2 separate regions of the Homo sapiens genome follow, and region 2 is linked to region 1. The links are chromatin loops, found by intact Hi-C in ENCODE. Cell type or tissue: OCI-LY7. All regions are shown on one strand. Links, peaks and the distances in the headings refer to the core of each region. The heading gives the core; the rest is flanking DNA. Region 1 overlaps RALY (RALY heterogeneous nuclear ribonucleoprotein). Region 2 has its middle 72 kb from the start of CHMP4B.

The links. Peaks named below come from ENCODE experiments on the same cell type or tissue, not always from the same donor. Only the 100,000 strongest peaks of a DNase experiment are listed, where the experiment ranks them.
Region 2: a loop joins it to region 1, with 2.3 times the contacts of the local background. A loop is called at or near these places in 1 of 110 quality-filtered maps.

What each region holds. Positions count from the first base shown.
Region 1 is chr20:34,021,061-34,023,971 of GRCh38, forward strand. All of the region lies in intron 1 of RALY (RALY heterogeneous nuclear ribonucleoprotein), which reads left to right. Among named protein-coding and RNA genes, the nearest start is that of MIR4755, 27 kb to the right of the region's middle. In OCI-LY7, for the core only: CTCF peaks have their summits at 1,253 (motif pointing left) and 1,454; DNase peaks (open chromatin) are centred at 1,231 and 1,601; H3K27ac peaks cover 998 bases.
Region 2 is chr20:33,881,855-33,884,765 of GRCh38, forward strand. No RefSeq gene overlaps it. Among named protein-coding and RNA genes, the nearest start is that of CHMP4B, 72 kb to the left of the region's middle. RefSeq lists enhancers at 1,349-1,468, 1,649-1,908. In OCI-LY7, for the core only: a CTCF peak has its summit at 1,498 (motif pointing left); DNase peaks (open chromatin) are centred at 1,477, 2,147 and 2,463; H3K4me3 peaks cover 2,110 bases; H3K27ac peaks cover 2,500 bases.

The DNA.
Region 1 (2,911 bases), core at 269-2,768:
AAGCGATTCTTGTGCCTCAGCTTCCCAAGTAGCTGGGATTACAGGCGTGCACCACCACGCCTGGCTAATTTTTGTATTGTTAGTAGAGATGGGGTTTTGCCATGTTGGCCAGGCTGGTCTTGAACTCCTGACCTCAAGTGATCTACCTGCCTGGACCTCCCAAAGTGCTGGGATTTACAGGCATGAGCCACTGTGCCAGGCTGAAAGTCACCGTCTTAGTCCATTTTGTGCTGCTGTAACAGAATACCATAGACTGAGTCATTTACAAACAATAGAAGTTTGTTTGGCTCATGCTTCTGGAGGCTGGGAAGTCCAAGATCAAGGGGCCGCCCGCATCTGGTGAGGGCCACGTTGCTGCATAAAAACCTGGCAGAAGGCATCACATGGTGAGAGAGAGTGGGAGGGCTGAACTCACTTTTATAATAAACCCACTCTCAAGATAGCAGACACTTTCCTGCAGTAATGACATTAATCCATTCATGAAGGCAGAGCCCTCATGCACTAATGTTGCCTCTCAGAGTCCCCTGTCTCAACATTGTTGCTTTGGGGATTAAGTTTCCAACACATGAGCTTTAGGAGACACATTCAAACCATAGCAGTCATGGCCATAAAAGGATACTTGATACACAGGCAAGTCCTGATTTGCCTTTATTAGCTGCGTGACCTTGGGCCAGTCACTTAACTCAGAAGTTCGGGTGAATATAATAAGTAGAATATGGTGAGTAGAATAAAGAAAAGACTCATCAGTCAGATCTTCCTCAGGAGACGGAACTCTTTTTAAAAAATTTGTTCTTTTAAATTTTTTTATTATTAAAAAAATTTTTTTTAATTTGTTCTTTTAAGTTTTTTTATTATTAAAAAAAAATTTTTTTTTAAATAGAGACGGGTCTTGCTCTGTTGCCCAGGCTGGTCCTCAACTCCTGGCCTCCCAAAGTGATCCTTCCACCTTGGCCTCCCAAAGTGCTGGGATTACAGGCATGAGCCACCACACTCAGCCTTCTCTTTCTTTCCTTTTTTCTTTCTTTCTTTCTTTCTTTTTTTTTTTTTTTAATAAAGACAATGTCTCACTTGGCTGCCCATGCTGGTCTCGAACTCCTGGGCTCAGGTGGTCTCCTGTCTCGGCCTGCCAAACTGCTGGGTTTATAGATGGGAGCCACCATGCACAGCCTGGACAAAGCTCTTATTCTCTTCTCTATACCTTATACCTCACCCCTAGTTTTTAAGTTTGAGGGCCCTCTAGTGGAAAAGACAGATACCGTAGAAAATCTGGATCATAGTATGAGTTGAGAAGTTGGGGATGGGTAGGCAGAAGGTTTTGATCACTCAAAGCAGCTGATGTTGTGGGTGGAGGGGCTTATGATACTTTGAGACACCCTATACCTTTCCCCTCCATAACTGTTGACACTTGTTCTGGCCAGTTTGAACTTGTTTCTGCCCCTCAACTGCCAGAGCACATAAGGCCCCTACGAAACTAAAGGCTGGCTTTATCCCTCAGTCACCTTTACCAAACAGAAACTTTGTAAGTGCCACTTGATGTCCCTATGTGCCTCTCCCTGCCACTCTACTGAGCCTCCTATGCCTCACTTCCTTTTTCCTTCAGCACTGTGCATCTGCCCTGAAGGACGGAAAAAGTACCATCTAGGGAGACCACAGTGGTGAGTTTTAAGCTCATTTCTGCCTTCAGCTTCCTATGTGACCAAAGGCAATTCATTTCATGTCTCTGGCCCTTCTGTAGGCTCCAGTGCAGATTATCTTCAGCCACTTTTTGGGACTTGGGATTTCTTCTCTAAGCCTCCAGCTTCATAGCATAGCATTTTTTCCCCCAAAGTTCCCCTCTCTTTTCAATCTAGAATATTAGTATATGCTCAAAGATCATTTGCTTGAAATTCACTACCTTCACCTGTGAGGAGAGTAGTCGTATCTGTTTTTATTGGTAGAGTTCCAGGAACTGGCAGTCAGTCTGACTGCTAGAGTGGAACAGACCCCGTCAGCAAGGCATGATGTCTCCAGGATGGGCTGTGTAGTTCAGTACAGACAAACTTTTGGCCCTGGGAATCCAAGATACAGTAGAGGAAGAAGGGCCAGGCACTAGTCTAGGCAGTTTACGTAATTTTTTCCCCTCATTTATCTTCACTATTCTGAGGTAGGTGATTTAATCACCATTTTACAAATGTGAGGACTTAAGTTTTAGAGAGTATCATTTGGTAGACAGTGACTGACTCATTGTGGATACAGGAAAACAACTGAATATTTCTTGCTCCCAAGTAGGGAAGAGTGGTAGAAGAGACAGGCAAGTGAACGGTGGTCAAAGCACCAAGGATACCCAGTTTTGGTGGGAGAGCCATGGCTTAAACCTAGGTCTATCTGCTAATTGTTTCTACTATATGCTGCCTTCCTTACAGAGGGGTGGAGAGAGCAGCAAACCCAAGTGGACATCCAGGCTGGCAAGCAGTCTCTGGACAATGGCCATTGGTGGGGAGGCCTGTCCTTGGATTTTGAGTTGGGCTTTAGTTCGAGGGGGTGGGGGTCTGAAGTCTTAAGCGGGTGACTAAGGCAGGGGCTCTCATGTGGAGCTAACCCCATTTATAGAATAAAGCACCTAATTTTGTGCACTCTAGAAAGTGAAGCCTTATGGTCAGCACTGATCATATGCTGGAGTATCACAAGAGCCCCACAGTCAGTCTATGGTATAATAGGGCCAGAACCAGTCTCCTTATTCCCAATCAGGCCACCTCTCACCTCACTCAGACTTAATACAGTATAGAATAACTTTGGAGGGGACCTCAGTGTGGAGGCTGGAACTGCAAATTTCAAGCTTACATATCAGTTTTTGAATAGGTATTCAAAAACCAATGACAGGCTGGGTGTGGTGGCTCACGCCTGTAATCCCAGCACTTTGGGAGTCCAAGGC
Region 2 (2,911 bases), core at 134-2,633, 140 kb before region 1:
GTTATCTCTTGCCACATAGTGGCCTCTGCTCCAAGGGAAGCGGGAAGAGTGAGTTTTTTCAGTGGTACCTTTCCTCCCCATCCTGAAAACAAATGTGATTCTCCTCCTAAAGAAGTAGAGCAAGTGGGTGTAGAGTTGTTAACATGCAATGTCTGCCACATAAAACATGATCCCCATTTTGGTGAGGAAATCACAGCCTGGAGAGGTGTGGTGATTTACACAGCCTGGATTCGATTGCACTGAGCCTGCCCCACCCTCACCCTGCTCTGATTCAGGGACCCTGGCCTGGCCCTCATCTTTGGTGGTTGCTGTCGTCAAGGCACTGGCCTTGCGTGATGGATGAGCAGGCAGCCTCATTAAACACAAACCCTTGTTGGTTTCCCAAAGCCCACAGGAGCAGCGAGGCCCGGGATCTGGGAGCAGGGAAGCTGAACAGGACCCCATCTGTCCTGTTCCCTCCGGCTTCTGCTCAAACAGGCATTTGTCTGCCATGGCAAGAGGGCAGCCTCAGACACTTCATCTCTGGGCAATTAGGGGGCTGCACGTGAGAAGAGTAATGACTGGCCAGAGGGGATTTATCAGGGGCCAGTGTGGCTGGGCGGGGCTCAAGATTTGACATCCACCTCTTTTCCGAGGGGAAGGAGCTGGTTAGCATCCCTGCCTGGCAGTGGAGCCTCGTTAGCTCTGCCTTCTACTGTCCCTTCCCCCTCCAACGCTCTGCTCCCCACCCCACCTCCTTGTCTCTGCCCTAGATCAGAGGCCAGGCACTAGCTGGATGGTCACACCTGCCTCCTCCATGCTGCCCCCTGTGAACCACTCTCCGCACTGGCTGCTCACAAGTCTGATCACGTCACACACCTCCTCCCTACCTTTAAATCCTTCCATGGCTCCCTACTGCCCAAATCATAAGCAGCTGTTGTGTTCGGGTGGTCCTAGGTGACCAGCTTCCCCACGAGCGATTTCTCTCCTTTGGTTTGATTCGTGTCAAAGATGAGTCTTAGACACTGCCTGATGCTCAAACGGTTTATCCTTTTCTTAAAAAAAAAAAAGATGGGATCTTGCTGTGTTGCCCAGGCTGGTCTTGAACTCCTGGCCTTAACCCATCTTCCTCCCTTGGCCTCCCAAAGTTCTGAGTTACAAGCATGAACCATGGTGCCCGGCCTCAAGTGATTTATTTTGGCTGTGCTGTTACGAGACAGACATCAATGACACGGGCCAGATACACTTAGGAGGTCAGAGGACCAGCTGACCAGGAGGGTCTCTGTGTAGAGACCATCCTCAGAGTTTGGGGGATCCTTCTCCCTTCCCTAGACCTGGGTTCAGTCTAGGTTAGTCGCCAGGTGTTTCTTTCAAAAAAGAAGTTTAAGCTATTCTTGTAAGGGGAAGCTTTGTTTCAAGGTTTATGAAAGTTGCATCTGTGCTGAGGTGGTCTTGTTTTCTGGAAATCCCCTGGCCAGGGTTGGAAATCCTGGGGCCAGGCTGTATCAACTGCTAAGTGACACCTGGTGTCCGGCCTGTGAGATGCTTAAGTGGGTCCTATGGCTCTTGTTAATCTCACAGTTGCAGTATGTCTCTTTTTATACTATGACAGCAACCTCAGCCCTGGTGACCTCAGCTCCCGCGCCGCATCCTCTGTACTCTTGCTCTTCAATTTTTAAGAATGAGTTTCATGATTATGGGTTTCAAAAATTACATTCAGGACTGCGTGTGGTGGCTCATGCCTATAATCCCAGCACTTTGGGACGCCAAGGTGGGTGGATCACTTGAGGTTAGGAGACCAGTCTGGTCAACATGGTGAAACCCTGTCTCTACTAAAAAAAATAAAACTTAGCAGGGCGTGATGGTGCACACCTGTAATTCCAGCTACTCAGGAGGCTGAGGCAGCAGGATCACTTGAATCTGGGAGGTGGAGGTTGAAGTGAGCCGACAACATGCCACTGCACTCCAGCCTGGGTGACAGAGTGAGACTCCATCTCAAAACAAAAACAAAAACAAAAACAATTCAAAAGGCACACAGTAAAACAAGGCTAACTCCTGCATCGTCCTCACCTGCCTAGTCCCCATCACCTGCCACATGCCTTAGTTCCTTGTGTATCCTTCCAGTTTCTTTATGCAAATGTAAATAGGACAAATATGTCGTCATATTTACCACCCCCACACATGCTTTATATACAAATGGTAGCTTATCAGGAACGTGGTTCTATACTTTCATTTTTGCACTTAATACATCTTGGAGATCTTTTTGTATCTGCAGAGAGAAGGCTGCTTCATTCTCTGGTACAGCTTGACCATCATTTCCTTAGCCAGCTCCCAGGTAGTGGATGTTTGTGTGGCAGGTGCTGCTGCTGCCCTGTCCCATATCTCCCACCTACCAGAGCTCACCAGCAGCCCTTTCATTTCTCCAGGCTTTAGCCCACACAGGTCTCTCTGCCTGGGATATGCTTCTGCTTCTTCATCTCAAATCAAGAGTCTGGCAGCCCCGCCAGAGACACTAACCTAACTAGTTCAGGCAGGGCTAGCACTTTGGGCCTCAGGGTCTCCCTTACCTCCTCTGCCTCAGGAATGATCACAGTGGATTAAATCCTCTCCTTATCTGCCTGCCTGGCTGGGAGCACCTGGGCAGGGGTCAGAGCTGTGGGGGGGCAATGGGGAAGATGAGTCAGATTCATCACTATGTCCCAGCACCTCTTACCACATCCCATGGCCTCTAGTGAAGCAGGAGAAGGATTGTATAAAATCCAAACTCCTTCCCGTGGCCTACAAAGCCCTGCTGACCCCGTCCCTGCCTGCCATCACCCCCAACCTCAGGTCCAGCCAGTGTGGCCTTCTTGTTCCTCAGAGACCTCAAACTCGATCCTGCCTCAGGGCTTTTGTTCTTATACTTTCCTCTACTTGGACTCTCTTTTCCCCA